2 separate regions of the Homo sapiens genome follow, and region 2 is linked to region 1. The links are chromatin loops, found by intact Hi-C in ENCODE. Cell type or tissue: mammary epithelial cell. All regions are shown on one strand.

The links. Peaks named below come from ENCODE experiments on the same cell type or tissue, not always from the same donor. Only the 100,000 strongest peaks of a DNase experiment are listed, where the experiment ranks them.
Region 2: a loop joins it to region 1, with 6 times the contacts of the local background. A loop is called at or near these places in 3 of 110 quality-filtered maps.

The regions. Positions count from the first base shown.
Region 1 is chr2:152,737,576-152,745,575 of GRCh38, forward strand. The region is part of intron 3 of ARL6IP6 (ARF like GTPase 6 interacting protein 6); the gene reads left to right. Among named protein-coding and RNA genes, the nearest start is that of ARL6IP6, 23 kb to the left of the region's middle. In mammary epithelial cell, CTCF peaks have their summits at 3,361 (motif pointing left) and 5,621; no DNase peak of the experiment used is centred here.
Region 2 is chr2:152,920,825-152,928,824 of GRCh38, forward strand. No RefSeq gene overlaps it. Among named protein-coding and RNA genes, the nearest start is that of ARL6IP6, 210 kb to the left of the region's middle. In mammary epithelial cell, a CTCF peak has its summit at 5,228 (motif pointing right); DNase peaks (open chromatin) are centred at 247, 4,077 and 5,247; H3K27ac peaks cover 1,269 bases.

The DNA.
Region 1 (8,000 bases):
CCTCACAATTATGGTAGAAGGCCAAGGAGGAACAAAGGCACATCTTATATGATGGCAGGCAAGAGACTGTGCAGGGGAACTGCTCTTTATAAAACTGTCAGATCTTGTGAAACTCACTCACTATTATGAGAACAGCAGCATGGGGGTAACCACCCCCATAATTTAATTACCTCCCACACGGTCCCTCCCACAACACATGGGAATTATGGGAACTGCAATTCAAGATGAGATTTGGGTGGGGCACAGCCAAACCATGTCATTCTGCCCCTGACCTCTCCCAAATCTCATGTCCTCACCTTTCAAAACCAATCATGCCTTCCCAACAGTCCCCCAAATTTCAGCATTAACTCATAAGTCCACAGTCCCAGGTCTCATCTGAGACAAGGAAAGTCCCTTCTGCCTATGAGCCTGTAAAATTAAAAGCAGGTTAATTACTTCCAAGATAACAATGGCGGTACAAGCACTGTAAATACACCCATTCCAAATGGGATAAATTGGCCAAAACAAAGGGGCTACAGGCCCATGCAAGTCCGAAATTCAGTAGGGCAGTCAAATCTTAAAGCTCCAAAATGATCTCCTTTGACTCCGTATCTCACATCCAGGTCACACTGATGAAAGAGGTGGGTTTCCATGATGTTGGGCAGCTCTGCCCCTGTGGCTTTGCAGGGTACAGCCTCCCTCCTGGCTGCTTTCACAGGCTGGCATTGAGAGTCTGCAGCTTTTCCAGGCACATAGTGCAAGCTGTCAGTGGATCTACTGTTCTGATGGCCCTCTTCTCACAGCTCCACTAGGTAGTTCCCCCGTGGGGACTTTGTGTGGGGGCTCCCACCCCACATTTCCCTTCTGCACTGCCCTAGCAGAGAGGTTCTCCATGAGGGCTCCACCCCTATAGCACACCTCTACCTGAACATCTAGGCGTTTCCATACATCCTCTGAAATCTAGGTGGAAGTTGCCAGACCTCAGTTCTTGACTTCTGTGCACCTGCAGTCCCAACACCACATGTAAGCCACCAAGGCTTGGGGTTTGCACCCTCTGAAGCAACAGTGTACATTGACCCCTTTTAGCCACGCCTGGGACACAGGGTACCAAGTCCTGAGACTGCACAAAGCAGCAAGGCCCATGAAACCATTTTTTTCTCATAGGCCTCCCAGCTTGTGATGGGAGAGGCTGCTGGGAAGACCTCTGACATGCCCTGGAGACATTTTCCCCATTGTCTTGGCAATTAACATTTGGCTCCTCATTATTTCTGCAAATTGCTACAGCTGGCTTGAATTTTGCCTCAGAAAATTGTTTTTTCTTTTCTGTCACATAGTCAGGCTGCAAATTTTCTGAGCTTTTATGCTTTTCTTCCCTTTTAAACATAAGTTCCAATTCCAAACCATGTTTTTGTGAATGAATAAAACTGAATGCTTTTTTTTTTTTGGGAGATGGAGTCTTGCTCTGTCACCCAGGCTGGAGTGCAGTGGCGTGATCTTGGCTCACTGCAAGCTCCGCCTCCTGGGTTCATGCCATTCTCCTGCCTCAGCCTCCTGAGTAGCTGGGACTACAGGCGCCCACCACCACGCCCGGCTAATTTTTTTTTGTATTTTTAGTAGAGACGGGGTTTCACCATGTTAGCCAGGATGGTCTCGATCTCCTGACCTCGTGATCCGCCCACCTTGGCCTCCCAAAGTACTGGGATTACAGGCGTGAGCCACCGCACCCAGCCAAAACTGAATGCTTTTAAGAGCACCCAAGTCAACTCTTGAGTGCTTTGCTGCTTAGAAATTTATTCCACCAGATACCCTAAATCATCTCTCTCAAGTTCGAAGTTCCACAGATCTCTAGAGCAGGGGCAGAATGCTCCCAGTCTCTTTGCTAAAGCATAGCAAAAATCACCTTTGCTGCTCCAGTTCCCAATAAGTTCCTCATCTCTGTTGGAGACCACCTCAACCTGGACTTCATTGTCCATATCAAGATCGGCATTTTGGTCAAAGCCATTCAGCAAGTCTCTAGGAAGTTGCAAACTTTCCCACATTTTCCTGTCTTCTTCTGCACCCTCCAAACTATTTCAACCTCTCCCTGTTACCTAGTTCCAAAGTTACTCCCACATTTTCAGGTATGTTTACAGCAGCAACCCGCTCTACCGGTACCAATTTACTGTATTAATCTGTTCTCACACTGTTAATAAAGATATACCTGAGACTGGGTAATTTATAAAGGAAAGAGGTTTAATTGACTCACAGTTCCACATGGCAGGGGAGGCCTAACAATCATGGCAAAAGGCAAAGGAGGAGCAAAGGCACATCTTACATGGCAGCAGGCAAGAGAGCATGTGCAGAGGAACTGCCCTTTATAAAACCATCAGGTCTCAAGAGACTCACACACTATTAGTGGAACAGCCACATGGGGGTAACCACCCCCATGATTCAATTACCTCCCACCAGGTCCCTCCCATGACGTGGGGATTATGAGAACTGCAATTCAGGATGAGATTTGGGTGGGGACACAGTCAAACCATATCAATTAGTAATTAGCATTTTTTGTTTTTGGGTTTTTTGAGACAAGGTCTGGTTTGGTTCTGTTATCCAGGCTGGAGTGCAGTGGCATGATCTTGGCTCAGTGCAACCTCCACCTCCCAGGCTCAAGTGATCCTCCTGCCTCCACCCTCTAATAAGCTGGGACTGTAGGTGTGTCAGCATGTCAAATAATTTTTTTATTTTTTGTAGAGACAGGATTTTGCCATGTGCCCAGGCTGGTCCCAAAACCCTGAGTTCAAGCAGCCTGCCCACCTTGGCCTCTCAAAGTGCTGGGATTACAGGCATGAGCCACTGCACCCAGCCTAGTGATCCAGTTTTAATATGAAATGGTGTCATATTAGAGCCTTAGATTATGTACTTATTAATAAATCTAAAAATGGTTTTGAAATGTATATAAAATATATGTTGTGTATGCACAAATGAATACAAAATATAAAATATAAAATATACACATTCATTTCTATACATACAAAATTTAGATGTGTATATATATTTGTGTATGTGTATATATTTGTATATAAATAGAATATATACACATTATAAATGTGTATAAATACAAAATAATGCATATATATATTATGTAGTCCTAGCTACTGGGAGGCTGAGGCAAAAGGATTGCTTGAGCCCAGGAGTTTATTATACAAAATAATGTGTATATACATTTTGTATTTGTACAAAATAATGTGTACATGTATACAAATATAAATGATATATATACCCAAATATAAGTGAAATATTTACACACACACACAAATACAAATGAAGTTGTTTTATAGTCAAAACCCTGCCCTCTAGTGTTTATGGAAAATATGCCGTTATTTCAGAAATGTCAGATTAAGTATATTCTCTATGTCACCAGTAGAGTGAGTCCTTGTACAGGGAAACAACTTCTCCACATTTTGAGAAAGTTGAAATCTTCAGACTTTTATTTTCTTCAAAATCAAATTGATATATTTTATCAATATGCGACATCATACTTTTATAAAAATATCTTTGTGACAGGTTATGTATTTTATCACCTAAAATAAGCAATAATATTAATGTAAGCATTTTTCCTAATTATATAAAAGTAATTCAGATTCTTTATTGAAAATTCCAAAAAAGAAAAAGAAAAATGGAAATAATCAAGGAAAATTACTGCTGACATTTTAACATATATTTTTCCATTCTTTATGCATATTTTAAAAATTGAAATTGGGATCACAATGTATATACTTTTTTGTAAGAGAGTAAAATAAATCATATATAACTGGTTTGTTAAAATAGTAGTCTTTTGCTATCTCTGCAGACTTAAGTACCTGGGTTTTTTTTTTTTTAACAGAATAGTTGAAGTGGGAAAACCATTTGAGAAGACCATATTTACTGTGACTATCAATTGTGTTTCCTTAGAAACAAACCCCTCAGAGGAAGAAAAAAAGTAACATTTATTACTGTTTAGTAAATATTAGGTGACATATTTAATGAAATCATCAGTTTGGGTCAATAATTCATAAGAAGAGGTTGAGATTAGAAATAAAAGCATTTTCCTTTATTCAAATTTTTTATGTTTACTGTTATATATTAGATAAATCTTAGCAATTTTCACTTTTACGTAAGCACAAGATGTTTAGGAAATACAAGATAGAGAACTTTGCAAGATATATTTCCAGATAGGTACTTAATGGACTTCAACAGGCATATTTTTTGGAAAGATGGTTCCATGTATTTGTAAACTTCGCTAAGTCAAAAGGTATAGTGCAATATCACATATATAAACTTGTCAATTAGTAAGCTATCCTTTTCTTTGTGTATTTAATCCAGTAGACTGGATGGAAAGTCTTGTTTTGGTTGTTATTAAAGGTTTGTTAACAGTGTTAAAGAACAAGAGGCAGAGGCAGTAAGTTTAGATTTTTTGGAATATCTAAATAGGCATTCCCATGTTTCACTATGTTATAATTCATTATCCTGCTTCTTCTACACTACCTACTCAACATCTCCAGTTCATTTCTCATCACTTTTCCCTGTTCATTGTCTGGGTTTTGTGAGTGATTTCCAAGAGACAAATGTAACAGTGTATATATAGTCAGTATTTTAACATTTTGGTTATCAGCTTTAATTATAGTTTTCAGGAGTTAATGCATCTAACTATGTTACCTACCCGTGGAAAAATACTGCATGCAAAGAAAAGCTAGAACTCTAAAGATAATCGTGGGCTGGGCATGGTGGCTTATGCCTGTAATCGCAGCACTTTGGGAGGCCAAGGTGGGAGGATGGCTTGAGCCTAGAAGTTTGAGACCATCCTAGTCAACATAGTGAGATGCTGCCTCTACAAAAAATTTTAAAAAGTATCCAGGTGTGGTGAAATGAGCCTGTATTCCTAGCCACTGGGAGGCTGAGGCAGAAGGATTGTTTGATCCCAGGAGTTGAAGGCTGCAGTGAGCTATTATATCGTGCCACTGCATTCCAGCCTCAGTGACAGAGCAAGATACGCTCTTTAAAAAAAAAAAAAAAAAAAAAAAGAACTTTGGGGTTCATTCTAGGCTTGGCCATTGGCAGCAGAACTTTAAAGTCCTCTTGATTGGGAAAATGTTAGTTATGGATACCAGCTGTGCCTTACAGTACATTTTCCTGAACAAGTCTACCTTTTAAGCTAATATTCTAGGATTTCTAGGGATGTCTTAAGAGAGTCCTATTAAACATTATGGGGGAACTAATGCCCTCCTAAGCCACCCATCTCGTAGGTGTTACTATTAGTCTGGTGTTTCCATTTTTTAATAGATGAAGAAACCAAGTCTCAGAAGTTTAAGCCACTTGCACAAAGTCAAGTAATTTGCAAGTAACATAGTTTGCAACTGACTGTTTATTTTTATTCACCATACTAGCTAACTTACCTCCTCTGCATTATGAAATTCATCATCAATAGGAGGAATTTCACTAATTGAAACAGCATCATTTTATTGACAATTAACAGGCACTCTGAGCTTTTGCTATGTGGCAGTTTTGCCCCCACAGTATTGCTAAATCAAAAGACTTTCTCTGTCTTTTCCATTGTTTTCTCCTAGTACCTGTATTCCACTTTAAGACTGCACTCCACGGTTCACATCACCTATGCTCAAGCTTCATCTAGTGGTGAAAGTATGTAGCTGCAGGTTAATAGTTATTCAGTGTGCTAGAAATAAAAACCACTCTGATAATAAATGTCACATCTAGGATAGAAATGTTACTCTATAGTAATAAGCTTAGTGGAAAAATGATAACATGAGTGATGGGTCGTATTGCTGACATGAAAAAATGTTCACTATTTAGATCAAACGTCAAATTTAACAGCATATACTCAAATAACCTTCACAGTAGGACATTAACATTGTAGGAATGTAAAACAACCTGGGGATTCCAAAATAAGTCATTCTTGGCAAGTAAAGTTGGTTTATTAATTTTAAGTCTAGTTAATTTGTATAACCTAAGCATACAGAGTAAAGTGGCAAGCGCCCCTAGCATGTAATGATTTCCGTAGCTGAAATCATTGTGAAGGGAGTTACTATGCCAAGGAAGCTCCTTAATAGGACTATTATTTTATGCTAAAGATATCCATAGATATTTATTTCCAAGGAGGAAAAAAAATCAATGCTTGTATTTAAAGTTGTGAGGATAGTTCAACTATATAAATGGAAATAAAGTACTGCTGGAAATTTCAAATTGCAAGCTTATGCTGATCAAAGGTATATAAAAGTAAGATTTCTGGTGAATTGGATATCTGAATCCAAAGCTTGGATTGTTGAATCATCCAGTGAGAAACTGATTTTAAATAATTTTCTCTCTGTTTTGAGAAATGCTATAGAAATAGCATGTCTTGCAGTCACAGCATTGTAGTTTTTGGAGCATGTCTCAGTTCTTAAATCTTCAGTTGACTTCTATGCTAAGAGATTTCTTATCCTGAATCTTACAAGTGAACATGAGTCTTTTTGAGGCATAGATTGAATTGTTTTGAAAAGAAATCTCCACCTTGAGTATAACTCTGTTCAGTTTAATGACCTCGAACATCTATGTTTATGCTAAAAATATTTTTGAAAGGCATGATTTAAAATTTTCCTAGATAGCTTTTAAAAGAGACCAAAACCTTCAAAGTCATCTCACAGATAGTCATTTTGAATTACCAGAAGTCAAACAAAATTATTATATTTTTATCATAACTAGACTCAGTTTTAAGCTACAGTATTCTTCAGGTGTCCTTTGAATAATTACATTTGTGCATTTCCTAGGCAGATTGGAAGACACAGTTGAATGTCTATTTTATAGAAGTCAGCATGAATTTACTCTTACATTTTTAGAGAAATTTGAAGTTTGGTATCTTCTCTTTAGATATATTATTGGTTGTATTTATGGCTTATTTGATATAGGGTTCATGGCCAAAATGCAGGGAAACTTCAGTTATTAGTGTTATATCATGATTTCTAGGCATATGCCAAGGTAAAGAGTGGTGTCTTTTTTTCACAAATGCCTGCTAAAATATAATCTATGAGATTAGATTGGGAATTTGCATTATTTCACAGTTAATATACAAATCAGCGGGTATCTGCTACCTTCCTCATGCTATCAATCTTTATTGTCTGATCACTATGAATTATCCATCTTTCCATTTCTTCTTCTTCCAACCACAAATAACATTTGATAAATATCCAGACACTCAATTTTAGAAAACATGCTTTTAATTTAATTTTTATTTAATGTAACATTATTTATATGCATCCTTGTTTAAAAAAATTGTATTGCCTTACAATGCAATCTGGAATCTGCAAAATAAATTGTAAGTGAGAAAGAAAAGGGAACAAGTTAATTTTAGTTTGAATTAATTTTTGGTAAATTGTTTTTAGTAACTATTTTAGAGAGTAACATGATCTATTACTCTTTTACATGTGTTACTTCCTATGTAAAGCGTTCTGTATGTAATTAGATGCTAACATTTGTGTGTGAGAGTGTGTTGTTAACTGTAGTAGGGAGCAGCAGATAGTAAAATACTTTGACATGTGAATTTCCTGGAACATTCAGGATTCAGTATTGGCATCCTGTATTATAATGTTACTTTTCTATTCAACATTAGTTTGGGTCTTTAAAATATTGTTATTAGGGTTTTTCTCTGACGTCTTCACATTGAGGGTTAGGAAGATAGAGAACAAATAAAACAGTTGAATCATAATATGCAATTCAAGAAAAGGGAACAAGTTGATTTTTGTTTGAATTGCTTGAAATTTGAAATTTCCAGCAGCACTCAGTTTTCTTTAATACAGTTAGCCTATCCTCATAACTAAATACAAGCACTGATTTTCCCTCCTTGGAAATAAGTATATGTGGACATCTTTAGCATAAAATAATATACGAGTGTTACAGGTTCTTAACTTGGGCATATATATAAGCCTTGGAGGTCAAAAACAGTGGGTTAGTTAGTATTCAAATTAGAAATTTCTTTTCCATGCAGACTAGATTTAACATTGAGCACAGTGAAT
Region 2 (8,000 bases), 180 kb after region 1:
AAGTAAGTGGGTCTCTAATTTCTGCTCCTTATCTGCCACTTTTTCTCAAAAGGACAATGTGCCTTTTAGGTGAGGGCTTCTCTAATTTGTGTTTTGGAGACTTTAATATGCTCAGAGCAGGAGTGGTACCTCTGTCTTCTGCACAGTGTCTGGCTGCCAAGGTGATGCTGAAGCTCCTTTCACCACTGCTCCTTATTTAGTGCTGTGCTGCTAGCTTTTCCACTCATCCCATATGACTCATGGGTGAGCCATAGCACCATGCCTTCCACGGTGTACCAGCCTTTGCTTTGATTCATTCTGTGCAGGTTACATAGGGTGTTCTAAGCTCTCCTTGTCCTTTGAGTCTGAGCCTTATTTTTCCTTGCCTGATGAACATTTGGACTATAACACTCACGCTGAGGAAATTGGCCACATTAAGCTAAGTTACTGTCTTTGTTTGTTTGGGCTGCTAGAACAAAATGTCATAGACTGGGTGGCTTATAAACAACAGAAATTGGAAGTCCAAGATCAGAGTGCTGGCAAGACTTGCTGTCTGGTGGGGGCCTACTTCCTGGTTTACAGACAGCTGTCTTTTCCCTGCAACCTCACATGGTAGAAGGGGCAAGGGATCTCTCTCGAGCCTCTTTTATAGGATACTAATCCCATTCATGAGGGCACCACTGTCATGATCTGATCACCTCCCAAAGCCCCCACCTCCTAATACCATCACACTGGCGATTAGATTTCAACATAATTTTGAGGGGACACAAACATCATATCGTAGCAGTTGGAGAAGGAGAGTAAGATATAGAGATACAGAAATAAAGCTGATAATCTGGACTGGGGCTGTGGACCTAAATAGAAGAAAAATGTACTCGACTAAAATTAACAAAAACAGCAAAATAATAATAATAATAACAACAAAAAAAAAGCCTTATCACGGCAAAATGCAATCTGGCATTTCTTATGATCAATCAAGGATGCCTCATATAGTTAAGGTAAGAATACTTTAGAAAGCAGTCAGAAGCATTCGTGTTTTATGATGAGACAAGGGAAGAAACCTGAGACGGCCTTCTGTCAAAATATTACAACTCCAAAGACATCTTTCACGTACAGATGGGAGTCCTTTTGCTATCAGTCAGTGCTTAGCAGAGTTCCTGGCTAGGTCCAAGCTGCGGTTCATGTGTCTGGGAATGTTTAGTCACCTGGTAAGAGAATGGAGGGTGGGTGTGCTTGAATGAACTGACTTCAAGGGTTTTGCTCCATGAAGAAAGGAGAAAATTTTCCTTAAGGGATTAGGGTAGGAGTGGAGGACAGTATAGTATTTGCCTCAGCTGTGTCCTCATACTGGTTTGAAGGACTTGAGTTTGAACCCTGTGGAGAGATGGGCTATAGGCAGAAGCGGAAATATTATTTTCCAGAGAGACTTGAGAGTCAAGGGGCACTTCCATCACTGCATCAGAGGGGAGAGGAGTGTGCACTGAGACTCCAGGGACATCCTGGATGCTTGCTACAGATTTGGAAATCCAAGAGGCAGTTTCTTTAACCCTGCCATTTGTAATATAACAGCCAGTATCGACAGGCCGCTGAGATCTGGGAAGCTTCCCTTAAACTGTATGCCATTATTGGTGCGTAGAGAGATGCTGCGGGTAGAAGTCATGGTGTGCAAAAGAAGCACAGGCCACTCAGCGACTTCGCCATGAAAACAGAAACATCCCAGAAATTCATAGAAATCTTAGAACAGGTATTGGGATTTTTACAATTTGAGGCATGGAGCTTAGAGTCTATTTTATTTAGATCTAAAGATGGTGCTTGGGTTCCTTCCTTCCTCCTTCCCTCCATGTGTCGCTCCTTTCCTCCATCTCTCCTCTAATTCCATCCTCCCTCCATCCCTTTCTTCTTTCCATGATATTAAAAATAAAGTAGACTACAGTTATTTTTTTCTTTACCTCATCTTCAATTTATTTTTTGCTACATTTTTTGTGTTATTGAATGGGCCTTAGGGATTGACTAGACAGTGCCTGAGAACTCTGTCGGCTACATCCTTAAATCAGCCATCCAAGAACTAGGCATATATTGAATTTTTTTGCTTATATTTACCTTCCCTTCCCCTTCCCCTTCCCCTCCCTGCCCCTGCCCCTTCTCTTCTTCTTTCCCTTCCCCTTCCTTTCCCCTTCCCTTCCCCTTCCCTTTGTTTCCCTTCCCTTCCTTCCTTCTGTCCATCTTTCCATCTTTTCTTTTCTCTCTCCTTCCTTCCTTCCTTCGTTCCCTCTCTCCCTTCCTCCCTCCCTCCCTTTCTCTCTCCCTTCCCTTCCCTTCCCTTCCTTTCCCTTCCCCTTCCTTTCCCCTTCCCTTCCTTTCCTTCCTTCTGTCCATCTTTTCTTTTCTCTCCTTCCTTCCTTCTTTCCTTCCTTCCTTCCCTGCCTCACTTTCTCTCTCCCTTCCCTTCCCTTCCCTTCCCTTCCCTTCCCTTCCCTTCCCTTCCCTTCCCTTCCCATTCCATTCCTTTCCATTCCTCTCTTTCCTTCCTCTCTACAGGGTCTTTTTCTGTCACCCAGGCTGGAGTGCCGTGGTGTGATCATGGCTCGCTGCAGCATCTGCCTCTTGGGCTCAAGCGATCCTCCCACCTCAGCCTCCGGAGTAGCTGGAATTCCAGGTGCATGCCATCATACCTGGCAATTTTTTTTTTTTTTTTTTTTTTTTTTTTTTAGTGGAGATAGGGTCTCAGTATGTTGCTCAGGCTGGTCTCGAACTCTTGGGCTCAAGAAATACTCCCTCCTCAACCTCCCAAAGTGCTGGGATTACAGGCATGAGCCACCGTGCCTGGCCCATTCCCTGGGTTTTCTTTGTGCAGCTACCCTGTCATCACTCTAAGTCCAAGTCATGGGGGTGAGGCTGACCCTGACCTTGGCTCCCAGGATTCTCATATGGCACAGGATTTGGCCATGAGAAACTTATTGCTTTGTACTTTTGATGAAGGTGAGAAATAGGTATGCTCTCTTCTGCTGGGACTCCTAACTGGGCAGAATGGAGCTGGAGCTGCTAGTAGCTAATTTTGCCACCACACTGGAAGAAACTGCCTGAAAAGGAAGCCAAGCAGAGGAGAGCAGACCTGAGAGGTGAAGAGCCAGATTCCTGACTACAGTGTTGGACTTTTGGACCCAGCTGTGCCAGATGCGCTTCAGATTTGTAAGTCCACATGGACCTTTTCTTCATAACGAGTTTGAACTAAGTTTCTGCTGCTTGCAGTTCCCTGCCAAACATAGCACCTAAGTCACAGCTCCTGGTGGTGTATTGGGAAGATGATTAGTTGAAGAGCTAATGCCAAGGGATTAATGTCTATAAAATGGGCATCCTAAAATAAACCTAAGAACTAAGGCGGTCTGGCCTTATTACATTTGGGGTTGATGCCAGGAAATACCAGGGTGCCTCTGGTCATTAACATCCCTCCCCTCATGCATCAAGTCCTCTCTCTCTCTCTGTCCCTCTCTTTTAAGTTTACATATTGGTTCAGGACAGAAATTGGGGGGTTTAACACTTTGAACTTGTGAGAGGGCCACTTCAAGATGGTTTAGCACACCATGAGTGCCTGGTTGCTCATTGGCAGGTCCTGTGCTAATAAGCACACCTGCCTGAAGTGTGCTTACACCTTGGCTCAGCCAGATTGTCTTATTATTTAGATGATGGCTAAAAAGTAGGAGGGGGTGAAACGGTAGCTCCCATGATAGGAAAATGAAAGCCTTTCTATATTTTTCTGTCTCTTCCAAGACACCTATTTTTAGGAAGTATGAAATTGGCAGGTATGTGCTGTCTTCCATTCTTTATACCTGACGGCTTCAAGGATACAGGCCAAACTGCAAAGTGTTTAGAGAAGAAAAATGCAAATGTATGCCTTAAAAAATTAGTCAGATAGGGGAGAGATTTGGAGATTCAAATGTGTGACTCTTGCCTTGTTAAACGTAAATGTGAAACATGATTACTAGCTATAACCAATTGGAAAGGTGTGGCTTCCCAGAGGTTCAAGAAGCAACTCCTGGCCACAGTTGCAGGAAATGAGGTCGGAGTGTTGTGTAAGGAGGCTGGCTGGCACACCACCTGGCAACCACTGCCAAACATTAGAAATTGGCTCTTGAAACTAAACCTGTTTGAATCACTGGCCTGAGTCAGCCTTGTTCACTGCAGCCCTGTCAAGGGGGCCAATACTGGGGCTCAGATTTTCCATGTTTAGGATCATCCTCCTTGCGTTGTCATATTGTTCTCTTTCAGGTGCTAAAAGCATCTTTCAAGTTATCAACATGTTCTTCTTTTAGTGCTTCAGTTTGGGGAACAAGATTTTTAAAGGTAATGTTGCAGACCTGCAATCTGGTTCATTAACCTCTCTTGGAGACTGGGTGTGTCTCGCTGTGGCTCCTATGGCACACTTATGTTTAGCATGCCAAAATGTTAAAGAGGATAGATATATATACAGTATGTATATGTCTATGAGTGTGTGTGTGTATATATATATAAATATATATATAAATATATATAAATATATATATAAATATATATAAATATATATATAAATATATAAATATATATAAATATATATAAATATATATAAATATATATATAAAAATATATATATATAAATATATATATATAAATATATATATATAAATATATATATATATTTAGGTTCCCAGAATTGGATTATAGTTCTTTGTTTATGATACATTCTCGATATTAGTTCATGCATGGACCATTTTTATTTGTTTTCTTAGTGTGACTATTCATCAAATATTTCTGGCCCTTGGCCCTCTGGGCATGTGGCTCGACTGCATTTCCCTATACACTCTGAAATTTGGTATGGTCATGTGACTTGCTTGGGCTGACAAAATGTAAGCAGAAGTGATGTGTATCATTTCTGAGCAGAAGCACTGAAGCAAGTGCATGATCCGCCATACACCCTTCCCCCTGCTATGGTGATCATGGAAACATTTTCCAACCTGGGTCCTTGAGTGGCTATGATGAACAGAGTCCTCCGGCTGATCTGCACTGGACATGTAGTATGGTCAGAAAATGCACTTATGTTGTGTTTGAGATTTTGAATTGTTGGACGGCATCACCTCGCCTACCTGCTTGTGGCAGTTAATAAGCTATTGTTTCTCAGTGCCTAACCCACCCTTCCCTAATCCCGTGTGTCTGGAGCTGGGATTTTGCTCCTCACGTGCCTCCTTAGCCAGCTGCTCCTGTTATGTTTCGCCAGTAGGGGGCAGCACACACAGAGAGACCAGAAGGCAGGAATAGGGCAAAGGGAGGGGCTCTTGGCTTTTCCCTGTTCTGCTTGCTGTTCCTGTCAGCATTGCTTCATCCATGGCTTCTCACCCTGACAGTGTCAGTTGGTTCCAGTTTCCAGCTTCTTCTGGCACGTTCAGGACTAGTTTTATTGTTCCCTGCCAGAGGCACCAGCGCAAGATGGGCAGGCTGCCCCTCTCAGACTCCATGAGGTGCCTTGTCTGAGTTTCCAGTTTCTGATAATCCTGGCCTTTTTCATTTTTCTAGCCCTAAGAGTGGTAGCTGATTCTTGTTACCATATATATGCTACCTTCATGTTCCTTTTTTTGCTTTTGAATTCCTCAAAGACTTATTTAACCCATTCCGTATGTTATCTCTGTTAAAATAATTAGTATGGTTTCTGTATTCTTGCATAGATCCTAGCTGATACACAGATTGATATAATTATCTTTTATTTTTTAAACATTTTTAAAAAATTTTATTATTGATTTATTTTTATGCAATAGAGATAGAATCTCACTGTGTTGCCCAAGCTGGTCTCGAACTCCTGGGCTCAAGTGATCCTCCTCCCTTGGCCTCCCAATGTGCTGGGATTATGGCCATAAGCCACTGCACCTGGTCTGTATAATTATTTTTAATAATGTAAGAAGCACTCATGAATTTGCTAACCTAAAACCAGGTCTAAAGGCAGTTCCTTGTAAATGACCTTTATTTAACCGTATAGCCTTTACTCCCTATTCCATTTTCCAGCCTCTTCCCACAAATGCTAATTGGTGGCCTTGATCCTATGTTTATCACTCCCTATTTGTCCCTTTTATGTAGTTTTTATTATATTTATAGGCATGCCTAACCCTAAAAATTATATATTTTAATTATAGTTGTTTTAGTTTTATGAAAAGGATATATATGGTATGTAATATTTTTACTTTTTAACTTAATTGCTAGAATTTGTCTATTATATATTGTTGTTTATTGCTTTATTTGTTTTTGAATTGCTGTGTAATGTTCAATTGGGTTAATAGCCTAAAGTATATAATTTGAAGTAAATTAGGAAAAGCAAACTCTAGGCTTCATATGATTTCAGTAGCAAGTCATGGAAACCAAGTAAATTAGGGAAAGCAAATGCTGGGTTTTATGTGATTTGAATACCAAAAGTTGATACTGAAAAGCAGCCCTACTGGTCTTTCTGATGTAGTTGATGACCGTATACTCTGGACTCATAGATCAAGCAGCGAGTGAAGAAAGAGTACACATCTCACTAAACATTTACATTTGCTAATGGGGTTTTTGTCTTTATACAATTTAACTTTTTATTTAATTAAAAACTAATCCAAGTGTGGAAAGAGAGTCAACACAGAAGGAAGATTAGATGGACCAGATAATCAGATGCCTCACTTTTTAAAGTTGTCTCTATGAATCAATGTCATCCTTAAAAGAAAAGTCATTTTCACTGAAGCTTGACGGCACATCATTTTCTGTGGGTTAGATGGGTACAAGGAGTTCATAAACTATAAAGCACTGGAAGTTACTAATAATTACAATTAATGGTAGTTACTATTCATTACAATTAATAGTAATTACAAAAACAGTTAACAAAAGAACTGAAAGACAGTCTTTCTCAGAGCAATTCTAAAGCCTTGCCAGTTTGTCTGAAGGCACTTACGTGGCAGAGCTTCCTTGCCCAGTACCAGCCAGTGAATTCCAGTGTTCTGAGAGAGAACTTGCGAAGAGATACTGAGCAAATAGTGAATAATAAAAATAACAGAAGCTAACATTTATTGAGTACCTATTGGGAACCTGGACCTGCTAAATGATTTATATGCATCATTTCGTTTTATCCACATAACAGGGTAGGTACTATCATTGTCTCCATTTTTATAGATGAGGAAATCAAAATCAAGAGAGTGTAAGCCACTTGTTCAAAGTCATGCAGCTATTAAATGGTGAAGCTGGAGTGTAAACCTAGGTCTATTGATCTCTGGAGCCTGAGTTCCTAATCTCATAATTCTTAACAAACTTCGGCCAAACACAAGCTCTATATTTTTGTTGTATTTGATACATTTTTTTTTTATAGTCATGTCAACTTCAAATTGTCTTTCTCAAATACTAGAGAGGCAGGGAGTAGAGCTTATATAGGCTGGACCACAAAATGCAAAGCTGTCTGAATTTTAACCTTATTTCTATATTCAATCACTTATTCATTCACACAATTATTCGTTCAACATTTAATGATGTGCCAGAAACTGTGCAGCTCCAAAAGAAAAATGATTTGTTCCTTCCAGGTGCCCTTAAGGATCAAAGTTAAGCCATACCTTTTCTTACTCTTAGGATACCTTTCCACGTTTGACTATGTCTTTACTTTTGATTTATTTTGGGTTAGTGGAGAGACACTGAATAGTTTTATGAAGGAAAATAGCACAATCAATGTTATATTTTTACTTTTTTAGAGGTTGCTTCTCTAGCAGCTGTCTAGAGGATGGGTAAAAGAATCATGAACTTAAGGCAAGGGACCCTTAAAGAGCCACTGAAATTGAAGGGGTCCAGTAAAAGATGATGAGGGCTCACATTAAGATGGAGCAGTGAGGACAGCTCAGAGATAGTCTTGTGCGTTGGTAGAGAGAAGGGAGTCAAGGATGACTCTCAGGCTCTTGACTTGGATAAGGAAACAATAGTGACAAAGAGTCAATTACTGAGATAGGGAATATACAGCAAAATAGACTATGGGGTAGAAAGAAGTTAATGAG